Linked DNA regions of Homo sapiens: region 1 is linked to region 2. The links are chromatin contacts, found by Hi-C in ENCODE. All regions are on one chromosome and are shown on one strand. Each heading gives the region's core, a stretch centred on a gene start or an enhancer-like site at or near the end of the contact. The rest is flanking DNA. Distances are from core to core; before and after follow the strand shown. Region 1 holds the start of TNPO2 (transportin 2). Region 2 holds the start of ZNF441 (zinc finger protein 441).

Region 1 (5,652 bases), core at 1,041-3,540, 960 kb after region 2:
CCTTAATCAGGCCCAAAGCAGTCCCCAGGTAGGTCTCTGCTGCCTCTTCGAATGAGAGCCAGCCAAGCCCGGCCAACCCACTATAGGAGCCCCCTGGACCGATCCCAGTCGCCTTCCCCAATCAGGTCTGGCCAAGCCTCTCCCTGAAATTCCCTCCGACCCTGTCAGCAGTAACCCCTGCTGACGGATCTCTGTTGCCTCTCCCAGTCAAGTTCGGCCGAGCCCCCCACCACCTCGTGTCAGTAACCCCCTGGTCCGATCCTTGCAGCCTCCCCCAGTTCGGCCTGGGTAAACACCCCCCGGGGCATTCCCCTCAACGGATCCCAGCAACGCCTCGAAGTCAGATCCAAGAAAACCCTCTAGGCCGAAGTCTGACGCCCCTCCCTGTCAGGACCCAACGAGCTCCCCTCCCCCCACCCCGCTCAACTTTTCAGTGCGGCCTCCCCCAATCAGACCCAACCAAGCCCCACCGAAACAGGCCCCTACACACACCCGATCCTCGCGACGTCCCCCAATCAGGCCCCAAGCAGTCCCCAGACGCTTCCCCCAATCAGATCCCCTCCAGCCCGACCCCAGCAGTCCCACTGGCCCTCTTCTTGAGGAGCCCCGACATGGCCTGGCTCCGAGGCCCCACCCCCTAAGCTCTGCTCGGTTCCCCCCTCCCCCGCCCGGCCCGTTCTAGCTGCCAGGAGGATCGGGCCCAACCGGCTTCCCGGCCTTTCCCGGTCGGGCGCGGCCCCGACGCCCGGGCCGCGCGCGGCGCAGGCTCGGTGCCCGGCGGGGGTCGACGCAAGCCGGGGCCAAGAGGGTCGGGCTCTGAGTGAGGCCCACTTACCCGGCCCCGGGCAGCAGCGGCGGCAACTCGCGCTGCGGCTTCTCCAGAGACTCGCGCGGAAGGAGGGAGCCAAAGAGAGAGAATTAAAAAAAAAAAAAAAAAAAAAAAAGAAAGAAAGAAAAAAAAAAAAGAAAAACGCGGCCGTAGGTGAGCCGCCGCGGCTCCCGTACTCCGTTCAAACTGGTCCCGCCGAGCCAATCGGAAGGTTCAACCTTCACACGTGCCCTGGCACTTGGGAAACCCGGGCTGAGACAAGGTCCGGTCACGTGACCAAAGAGTTGCCGTTTCTTTGGCCTCTCTAGCCAGCCGGTCCTCCCAGTGTCTCGTTTTCCCAGCATCTTTCACTGACCTGACCGCAAGCTCTTTAGCTGGAGCCAGGAGTTTGGTAGCGCGTGGGGACTTTGTGTGTGATGGATCCAGGAACCCCTCGGCCAGAGCCAGCACCCTCCTTGTCACCTTCCTCCACTAAAAATTGAAATGTGCCTCCCTTCCCCCATCCAGAGGTACTTGGGAGGAGTACGCTGTGTGTGCGCAAGGAAAGAGCTGAGCGTGCTCTTTATACCCCAGAGACAAAGGAAAGAAAGCAGGACAAAGTAAGTGCCTGAGACAAGCCGGGTTCCTACAGAAGCCTCTGCCACTTTTTGCATTATTTTCCAGTACTGTTTGATAGTTTTTACAAGGAGATGAAAAAGCCACAAGGATATAAATTTTTGAATAAAACGAAATGAACTAATAAAATAAACTTTGAACCACGCCTAATCCCTTTCCCTACCTGAAGTTGAATGAGGTGGAACAGCGCAGGAAATTCTGGCAAGGGCAGGGTCATGAAGAAAGAAATCTTCTTGATCCTTGCGACGTCTGAAGACAGTAGGGCACCGTTTTTCCTTCTCTTGAGAGAGGAGCAGATGGTAAAAAGCTGGAGACCCTGTAGCGTCTTGGTTTCCCCTCCCTGCCCTGCCGATAACAAAGTGGGAGACCTCCTGCCACTTGAAGCCTCAGTTTCCCCACTTGTCAAATGGGTATAAGAGCAGTTCGCGCGATTAGAGATCATCCAAGTTAAGCATGACCTGGCCAGCTCTGAATTGTTCCTTAAAAACGTGGCTTTACCCTCCAAGGCTCAAGGCTGTTCTTTTACTGTATTCAGCCCCTCCCTAAGCCGATATTTAATGAATTCACCAGCTCTAATCCCAAAGAACAACCCACCCTGCCCTGAGGAACTTTTTGACCCTCGAGAGAGGCAGAGGTCAATTTTTGCCCCTGCCTGAAGGAGGGGAACAGCTATCTCAACCCACTTGCCGTAGGCAAAGTCAGTCCCGGCTCCGTTCATTCATGAAAATCAAGTCCCGGGCCTCCAAGGTTAGGGAAGTGTCGGCAGGCGCCTAACTCCACTCGGAGAATCGCGGAAGACACCCTAAAGGAGCAGTTGGGATTCCGAGGTAGCCAGTTCCGCTGGACTGAAACCTGGGCTGAGAAACACGTGCAGAAAGCCGCCACCAAGGCATGCGTAAAGGCCTCCCTCTCCCCCACCCTCCGATAAGCCCTGGAACTACAAATCCCGTCCTGCCATGCGCCAGGGTCGCCGCGCTTTGGGGTTTTGGCTGAGACTCAAATTGGCAGGAGGGTCTCTAGACCAACCGAGGTGCATGGGGAGCAGAAGAGTGAGACTGGGGAGCTGGGGCTGGATTTGGGGGTTCCTGGAGCGAGTGTGAACGATAAGAGCTTTCTGGTCAAATTTGGGGGCTGCCCCAGATAAAGATCAGATGGGGAGCGAGTTTGGGATGCAGGAGACAATTTGTTAAGGTTCACCCCCTTCATATAATATGGCAAATTTTCAGCGGCCCTCCGCAAGCCTTGGGGCAGAACAAAGTAGCCCCTGCTGCATGTGTGGTCCACATTGTTGGCCCTTGTGTGGTCACGGAATTTTTTCTTCCTCTCCAGCTGGTGAATTTGAGTGTTGAATCAGGACAAGGTTTTGGGTTTTTGTTGTTTTGTTGTTTTTGTTTTTCTATTTCTTTGTTTTGTTTTGTTTTGTTTTTGAGACGGAGTCTCGCTCTGTTACAAGGCTGAAGTGCAGTGGCGCGATCTCAGCTCATTGTAACCTCCGCCTCCCGGGTTCAAGCGATTCTCCTGCCTCAGCCTCCCGAGTAGCTGGGATTACAGGCATGCGCCACCACGCCCGGCTAATTTTTTTTAATAGAGATGGGGTTTCACAATGTTGACCAGGATGGTCTTGATTTCTTGACCTCATGATCTGCCTGCCTTGGCCTCCCAAAGTGTTGGGATTACAGGCGTGAGCCACCGCGCCTGGCTTTTTTTGTTTTTTTGTTTTTTGAGATGGTGTCTTGCTCTCATTGTCCCGGCTGAAGTGCAATGGCTCAATCTCGGCTCACTGCAACCTCCGCCCCCGGATTCAAGCGATTCTCCTGCCTCAGCCTTCCGAGTAGCTGGAATTACAGGCGCCTGCCACCACGCCAGGCTAATTTTTTGCATTTTTAATAGAGATGGGGTTTTGCCATGTTGGCCAGGCTGGTCTTGAACTCCTGACCTCAGGTGATCCACCTGCCTCGACCTCCCAAAGTGCTGGGATTACTGTGCCCGGCCCAGTTTTCCTATTTCTTTCTTTCTTTCTTTTTTTTTTTTTTTTTTTTTTTTTTTTTTTTTTTTTGAGACACTGTCTTGCCCTGTCGCCCAGGCTGGAGTGCAATGGTGGGATCTCAGCTCATTGCAACCTCCGCCTCCGGGATTCAAGCTATTCTGCCTCAGCCTCCCGAGTACCTGGGACTACAGGCACCCGCCACCACACCCAGCTAATTTTTGTATTTTTAGTAGAAACAGGGTTTCACCATATTGGCGAGGCTGATCTTGAACTCCTGACCTTGTGATCTGCCCGCCTTGGCCTCCCAAAAAGTGCTGGGATTACAGGTGTGAGCCACCGTGCCTGGCCTTTTTTCCTTTTTTTTTTTTTTTTTTATTTTGAGGTGGAGTTTTGCTCTTGTTGCCCAGGCTGGAGTGCAATGGTGCAATTTCGGCTCACCACAACCTCTGCCTCCCGGGTTCAAGTGATTCTCCTGCCTCAGCCTCGCGAGTAGCTGGGATTACAGGCATGTGCTACCACGCCCTGCTAATTTTGTATTTTTAGTAGAGACCGGGTTTCTCCATGTTGGTCAGGCTGGTCTCGAATTCCCGACCTCAGGTGATCCACCTGCCTTGGCCTCCCCAAGTGCTGGTATTACAGGCATGAGCCACCATGCCTGGCCTTTTTTCCTATTTCTTAAGCACCTACTGCATGTCAAGTGGTTTCCAAATGTTATCTCATTAATACCGGATGTGGTGGCTCATGCCTGTAATCTCAGCACTTTGGGAGGCCGAGGGCAGATCACGAGGTCAGGAGATTGAGACCATCTTCTGGCTAACACAGTGAAACCCTGTCTCTACTAAAAATACAAAAAAATTAGCCAGGAGTGGTGGCCTGCGCTTATAATCCCAGCTACTCAGGAGGCTGAGGCAGGAGAATCGCTTGAACACGGGAGGCGGAGGTTGCAGTGAGCCAAGATCACACCACTTCACTCCAGCCTGGGCGACAGAGCGAGACTCTGTCTCAAAAAAAAAAAAAAAAAAAAAAAAGGCCAAATGTTATCTCATGCAAATCTCACAACAGCCCTATGCCTGGCAAACTTACCCTAGTTCAATTAGAAGCTCTCTGTGCCAAAAGAAACTCACAGAATTGGTGTCCAACCAGCCGGGCGCGGTGGCTCACGTTCATGCCTGTAATCCCAGCATTTTGGGAGGCCGAGGCGGGCAGATCACAAGGTCAGGAGATCAAGACCATCCTGGCTAACACGGTGAAACCCTGTCTCTACTAAAAATACAAAAAAAAATAGCCAGGCGTGGTGGCGACCGCCTGTAGTCCCAGCTACTCGGAAGGCTGAGGCAGGAGAATGGCGTGAACCCAGGAGGCGCAGCTTGCAGTGAGCCAAGATCGCGCCACTGCACTCCAGCCTAGGCGACAGAGCGAGACTCTGTCTCAAAAAAAAAAAAAAAAGAATTGGTGTCCAACCGCGAATCTGAAATGTGAGACAAACGTGTTCTCAATTTACAGCAGCCTCCCTTCCCAAGCCTCTCATCACACTGTCCCCCGAGTTCAAAGGTCAGCACTTCAACTAACTTAACACAGTCCCCAAACGCAAGCCAACTTCTTCACCCTGGAAAGCACTAGCTGTTTTAAACAATGGCAGGGTTAGATTCTATGAATATTGCCCTTACTTTAGAACTTGACTCTAGAGATGCTTCTTTATTTTACCCCTATTTGATAGATGAAGAACCTGAAGTACAGAAAAGCTAAGTGACTTACCCAAGATCACACAGTCAACAGGCACTAGAATAGTCAGAAGCCAGGGCTGTGTGACTCACCAAAACCTGGATATGATTCTCCTCCCTCTTCAGACTTTTCTCAGGTCAGAGCAGGTAAGTACTGTAAAGGGATGTGCCTGGACTTTCAGCCTCTCCTGCCTCTTGACACTAGAATAGAGGCTGAGATGCTGCAGGGCGACCTACTTCCCAGGCTTCTGTTGCTTTTTAAAGATCCAGTCTCTGCTGGTGGCTTTGGGGGAGGAGGAGGTAGGGATGGCTCCATTAGCTTCCTGTGTTCCCTCCCCCCATACTCCACCCCCAAGGCCAAAGTCACACCTGGGCTAGCTTAGCATCCCCAAAGTAGGAGGGAGAGACCTTTCAGCCCACATGCAAAGTAAAGCAGAAAAACCTTATTGTGTGTTAGCAGGAAGCGAAAGAGGAAAGGTATCCTATTCTTTTTTTTTTTT
Region 2 (6,112 bases), core at 676-3,175:
CTGTGGTCTGAGAGTGCAGTTGGTATGATTTTGTTTGCTTGTTTTTTTAATTTGCTGAGGGTTATTTTATGTCTGATTATGTTACTGATTTTAGAGTATGTGCCATGTGGTGAGGAGAAGAATGTATAATCTGTTGGTTTTGGGTGGAAAGTTCTGTAGATGTCATATCCATTTGGTCAGGTGTTGGTGGAAGGCTAAGGAGGAGCAAAGGCAAATGTTACATGGCGGCAGGCAAGAGAGCATGTACAGGGAAACTGCCCTTTATAAAGCCATCAGATTTCATGAGACTTATTCACTATCACGAGAACAGCATGGGAAAACCGCCTCCATGATTCAATTACCTCCCACTGGATCACTCCCATGACATGTGGGGATTATGGGAGCTGCAATTCAAAATGAGATTTGGGTGAGTAAGTCTCATGAGATCCGATGGCTTTATAAAGGGCAGTTCCCCTGCACACGCTCTCTTGCCTGCCGCCATGTAACATTTGCTTTTGCTCCTCCTTTGCCTTCCACCATGATTGTGAGGCCTCCCCAGCCATGCTGAACTGTGAGTCAATTAAACCTCTTTTTCTTCGTATCACCATGGGTGCCAGCTCCCAGTTAATAACGCTTTTTTTTTGTTTGTTTTTAAATAGAGATGGGGGTTTCACCACATTGCCCAGGCCGGTCTTGAGCTCCTGAGCTCAAGCAATCCACCCACCTCAGCCTCCCAAAGTGGTGGGATTGCAGGCATGAGCCACGGTGCCTGGCCTCATAATGCTTTTATATCTGGTATTCTTCATAAAAATATGAAGATGAATGTTTTCAAATTCAAAGTCTAATGTCTCAGCCTTTGATTGAAGCATTTAATTCAATAACATTTATAGGCTTGATGGAAGGAGCATTTCCACGCTGTGTTTAGGAGACAGGAGGGCAAATTGAACTCCCAGAGTTAAATCCATTAGTGCCCCTGACTCATCCCCAGGTTCTGATCCACCCTAGGGCTCCATTTCAGGAATTATCGTCTGGCCTCCAAGCTTTGGAATATGTTTGGCCTCCTGAAAGTGGTTGACTTGTGAACTGTGTGTGGATGCAGCAGGCTGCTTATCTGAGCTAGTTCAAGTTTTTGCTTTATAAAATATTGCCGCCATATAATTCCAGTTTTTCCACACATTTAACAATTTTATTTATTTCTTTTTTCTTTTTTCTTTTTTTTTTTTTTTGAGACGGAGTCTCCCTCTGTCTCGCCCACTCTCTCACTGCAGCCTCTGCCTTCCAGGTTCAAGTGATTCCTCTGTCTCAGCCTCCTGAGTAGCTGGGACTACAGGCGTGCGCCACCACATCCGGCTAATCTTTGTATTTTAGAGACGGGATTTCACCATGTTGGCCAGACTGGTCTCGAATTTCTGACCTCAGGTGATCCACCTGCCTCAGCCTCCCAAAGTGCTGGGATTACAGGTGTGAGCCACCACGCCCGGCTTTGTTGGGGTGTTTTTATATTCTGCACTGAAAATTAGTAGATTGAGACATAAGGTGGGAGAAAGGCTTGGCCTGTGCAGCCAACAGCCTCATCCAAAACTCCTGATTCCTGGAGGACATCAGCCCCTCCCTTCTGCTGCAGTGTGGCCTGGGCTCCCTTCCTGCTCTCAAATCAGGGGATAGCTCCACTGGACAGTGAGTCTGGAATTTCCTGCACAGACTTGTGGGTCCCTGTCCAAGAGGAAAAAGGAGGAAGGTCAGGACATACTGCCTAAATGCAAATGTCCCCTGGGAGGGGGTCAGGTCACAGCGCAGGGAGGAAGCTAGTCCTCTCAAGGCCTGTCTGGAATCTGTTTATCAGGTTCCACTCCGCTGCCCGAGATCGCTTCTTCCGTTACTCAGTGCCCGGGGGAGGGACCTGGCGCACTATCCAATCAGGGCCGCGGGGCGGGGTCGTGAGAACTGTCAATCAGGCGCACTGACCGGAGGAGGGTGCAAGGTTCAAAGAGCCCGCCGAGTCTTCTCCACGCCCCTGCACTGGGCTCCGGGTTCTGTCACTGAGAGACGCCCTGGAACGTCTGTGGCAGCTTCTGTCTCGCTGGGACCCGCACTGACAGCGGGAGGCAGAGGGAGGAACCTGGACGCCGGAAGCCGGGAAATGGTGAGTGTGTGAGGTCTGGTGTCCCGACGCGTGAGAGGAGAGACTGGTTGGAACCGGCCGGAACCGGCTGTGGTGGCACCAGGTCTTCCCCGCCGGCGACACCCTGGCGCAGCTCGGCCCTCGGTTCCCTCGGCCGCACGATGGGGCTGGGGCGGCAGCCGGGACCCCGGGCGTCCTGTCCCGTCCCTGCGCGGCCACTGCGGCCCTGGCCCTGGAGGCCTGTCTGGGCAGCTCCGCGCCCGCAGTCCTGCGTCTCCCCAGATTGTGCGGCTGTAACCGGCACAGGTTCGCGGCCCGAGTCACTGCACCGAGACGCCGAGGGCTGCAGCAGAAACAGTTTAATAGGGGGAGAGGGGAGGACACCCCAGATCCGCCTTCCTGAGAGGTTTGGGGATGGGGTGTTTAGGGGTGTGGACAGGGGCGGCTGGGGCGTGGGGTCGCTGGATGGTGGGGAAGTGAGGGGTGACTCTTGGGACTGGAGGTGAAGAAACCGCATTCTTCTGCTGAGTGGGTTCCCTTGTGGGGTCTTCAGCCTGGTTGGCGCCAGCCTTTCCGCTGGAATTCAGGATCTGAGAAAGAACTCAGGCGACTCTTGAGCAACTCTCAGAGATCTCATCCCCAAGCACAATGGCGAAGCCGGCGGTCAGCATCTGCTGTGGCCTGACTCTTGGGGAGGCGGCCCCGCGAGGCAGCGGGGCTGAGGGCACCTGGTTAATATCTAACTGCAATCTCGCCTCCAGCCTGGCTCGCAGTTCTGTGAACCCGGTGAGGAGGCTGCACGGTGATGACAGGTCACCAGGCAGACTCGTGTGTGGGGTTTGTGTGTGGGAGGAGTTGTGGTCTGTGTGGTCCCCTGTCCCTTCTTTCTTCCCAAGGGTGACCCGTTCGCCTTCGAGTCTTCCAAAGATGTGGGCAGCAGGGTCTCAAGTCCACCACTGTGTTCTCTCATCCTAACTCCTCCTAGGGCCGACAGAAAATCCCTTGGCTTCCAGAGCCTTCCTCAGGCTTTCTCTCCTCAATTCACAGCAACTTTATGAACTCCTTGTCCCCCAGTTTATTTTTCAAACAGAGGCTAGTATTTTAATTGTCATTTTGTTTATACATAGCAATATATGGCTCTTTGTAAAAGGTTTTGTGTTTGTGAACATTTCACATGAGAGGAAGCAGAGAAAAACCACCAGACATTTCGCTGTAAAAAAAATGAATATTAATAAATAAAATCTTTGTTACTGTCCTCCCTTCATCATCCCTAGACAGAGACACCTTTTGAGAATGTCTTTGGATTAAGTTTCCTCTTTGGAAACGTTACAGAGTGATGAGTCCCCAGCCCATCCTCTATGGTTTCCTGGTCCTGGGTTTCAGAGCTGCCTGGGGCCACCCCAAGATGCCCACAGCTGCCAAGTCTCTTGTAGTGTCAAGTGAATATCAGTCCCTTTGTCACTCCTCCCAGAGGACACCCTGAGGTGGAGATGGTGGGACCTTGTAGGGAAGCAGCATGATGCCCTGTAGTGGGAGGAGTCTCCTGGTATACCCTTCCTCAATAAGCTACTTCCTTAGAACACTCAGCTTTTCTTCCCCCATCCCTTCCTTGGGGATATATGGCTGGTCAGCCAATTGGATGGTGGTATTAAGGGGACAGGACTGAAATGATTCTTCCCTTCTGATGTTCTCAGACTAATGAAGGGAGAAAACTATCCCTAAGGACAGGAAAACCAACTCCACTGAGGTGGTGCAAGAACCTGAAAAGCTAACAATGTAGTGTCTCCTGGGATCATGGTTATTGAGCACTTCGGTGAGCAGCATGGTGATGGGGGATGTTCCAGGTGATAGGAGGACCTGACTTGACACACTCTGCACCCATAGGGAGGTGGTGAAAGGAGATGATGGTATAAGGGATGCATATGGATCAACCAAATTGAAGAACTGGGAGAAGATAGAGAACTAGAAACTGTGTCAAGGGTCATAAAACCCCTTTTTTGGTATGGAAAAACGAAACCACACTCAAAATGGAAGCTGAGGTAACAAACTGAGTAAAAATTAATGAAAACTGGAAAGTCTATAGTTAGTTGATCATTGTATATGGAGATGCTGGGCAGAAGATGGATTATTCTCCTGTAGGTAACCATTTGTCTCCATCATTTCTGTTGAAGTGTCCCTCATTTGTATCACTGCCTGGCAATACCTGCTGTGTCATAGGTTCTTGTACCTTAAGTAGATGCTCTTGTTCCAGAATTTGCCATTTTTCATTGGTTTATGTATCCATCAGTCTGCTAATATCATACTCTCCTGATTACTATAGTCTTCAAAGCCTTGATGTGTGGTAGAGAAAGACCCTTCCTAACTTAGTCCTTTGGGTTGCTATAACAAATTTACCATAGACTGCATGCCTTACACAACAGATATTCATTTCTCAAAGCTATAAAGGCTGAGAATTCAGTTTCAAGCAGCAGGTCAGTTGTCTACTAAAGGACTCTTTTTTTTTTTATTTTTTATTTTTGAGATGGAGTCTTGCTCTGTTGCCCAGGCTGGAGAACAGTGGCATGATCTCAGCTCACTGCAACCTCCGCCTCCTGGGTTCAAGTGATTCTCCTGCCTCAGCTTCCCAAGTAGCTGGGACTACAGGCACATGCCACCACCCCAGCTAATTTTTTGTATTTTTAGTAGAGACGGTGTTTCACCATGTTAGCCAAGATGGTCTCGATCTCCTGACCTCATGATCTGCCCACCTCGGCCTCCCAAAGTGCTGGGATTACAGGTGTGAGCCACCGTGCCCAGCCTGGGCCTCTTTCTTGATTTGCAGATGGCATTCTTCCTGTTATGCCCTCACATGGTGGAGATATGTCTGTAATGTCTGTCTAGTTTTGGTGTTAAGGCAGTTGTATTAGTCCATTTTCACACTGCTATAAAGAACTACCAGAAAAGAGGTTTAATTGACTCACAGTTCCTCATGGCTGGGGAGGCCTCAGGAAACTTACAATTGTGGCGGAAGGGGAAGCAGGCACTTCTTACATGGTGGCAGGCAAGACAGCATGTGAAAGAGGAACTGTCAAACACTTATAAAACCGTCAGATTTCATGAGAACCCACTATCACAAGAACAGCGTGGGGGAAACCGCCCCCATGATCCAGTCACCTCCCACAGGTCCTTCCCTTGATACATGGGGATTATGGGGATTACAGTTGAAGATTAGATTTGGGTGGTGACAAAGAGCCAAACCATATTATCAGTGTTGGCCTTACAACATGAATTAGAAAGTGTTCCCTCTGCTTGTATTTTCTGAAAGAGATTATAGAGAATTGGTGTCATTTCTTCCATAAGTGTTTTCCAGAATTCAACAGTGAAACCATGCTGGCCTGTTCCTTTTTCTTGGGACTTTTTGTTTGTTTGTTTGCTTGAAGTGGAGTTTTGCTTTGTTGTCCAGGCTAAAGTGCAGTATCATGATCTCACTGCAACTTCTGCTCCCTGGGATCAAGTGATCCTCCCACCTCAGCCTCCTGAGTGGCTGGAACTCCCACTACAGCCTCCTGAGTGGCTGGATGTGCCACCCCATCCTGCTAATTTTTTGTGTTTTCTGTAGAGATGGGGTTTCACCATGTTGCCGAGGCTGGTCTTGAACTCCTGGGCTCAAGCAGTCTGCTGATCTTGGCCTCCCAAAGTGCTGGGATTACATGTGTGAGCCACCACGCCTAGCCTACCACTGCACTATAGCCTGGGTGACAGAACAAAACTCTGTTTCAAAAAAAAAAAAAAAAATTGAATGCAATCTCTAGAAAGCAAAGATATATAACCAATGCTTAAAAACCTTCCACTTTAGGAAACTAAAGAAAGAATAGCAGGATACATGTAAATCGAGCAGAGGAAAATAACAATGAGAGAAGGTATTAATGAAATAGTAAGCAAGAAATCAGTAGAAAACATTAACAAACCAAAAGCTGGTTCCTTCAAAAGATCAATAAAATGAATAAGCCCATAGGCAAGCTAACTCAGAAG

Evidence for each region. Hi-C counts contacts between places; a loop is a spot of excess contacts on that map. Pooled maps may share reads with other maps.
Region 1: a loop to region 2 is called in a pooled map, with 7 times the contacts of the local background. The contact joins the promoter of TNPO2 here to the promoter of ZNF441 in region 2. A Hi-C loop is called at or near these places in 5 of 50 pooled maps.

Annotation. Positions count from the first base shown.
Region 1 is chr19:12,721,642-12,727,293 of GRCh38, forward strand. TNPO2 (transportin 2) reads right to left here and starts at 2,291. Exons shown (of 26, transcript NM_001382241.1): 1 at 2,128-2,291; 2 at 1,608-1,724. RefSeq lists enhancers at 206-824, 825-1,442, 1,241-1,390, 1,443-2,061, 2,062-2,678 and a silencer at 651-740.
Region 2 is chr19:11,765,075-11,771,186 of GRCh38, forward strand. ZNF441 (zinc finger protein 441) reads left to right here and starts at 1,926. Exons shown (of 4, transcript NM_152355.3): 1 at 1,926-2,122. The coding sequence starts at 2,120. RefSeq lists an enhancer at 2,087-2,186 and silencers at 2,257-2,396, 2,847-2,956.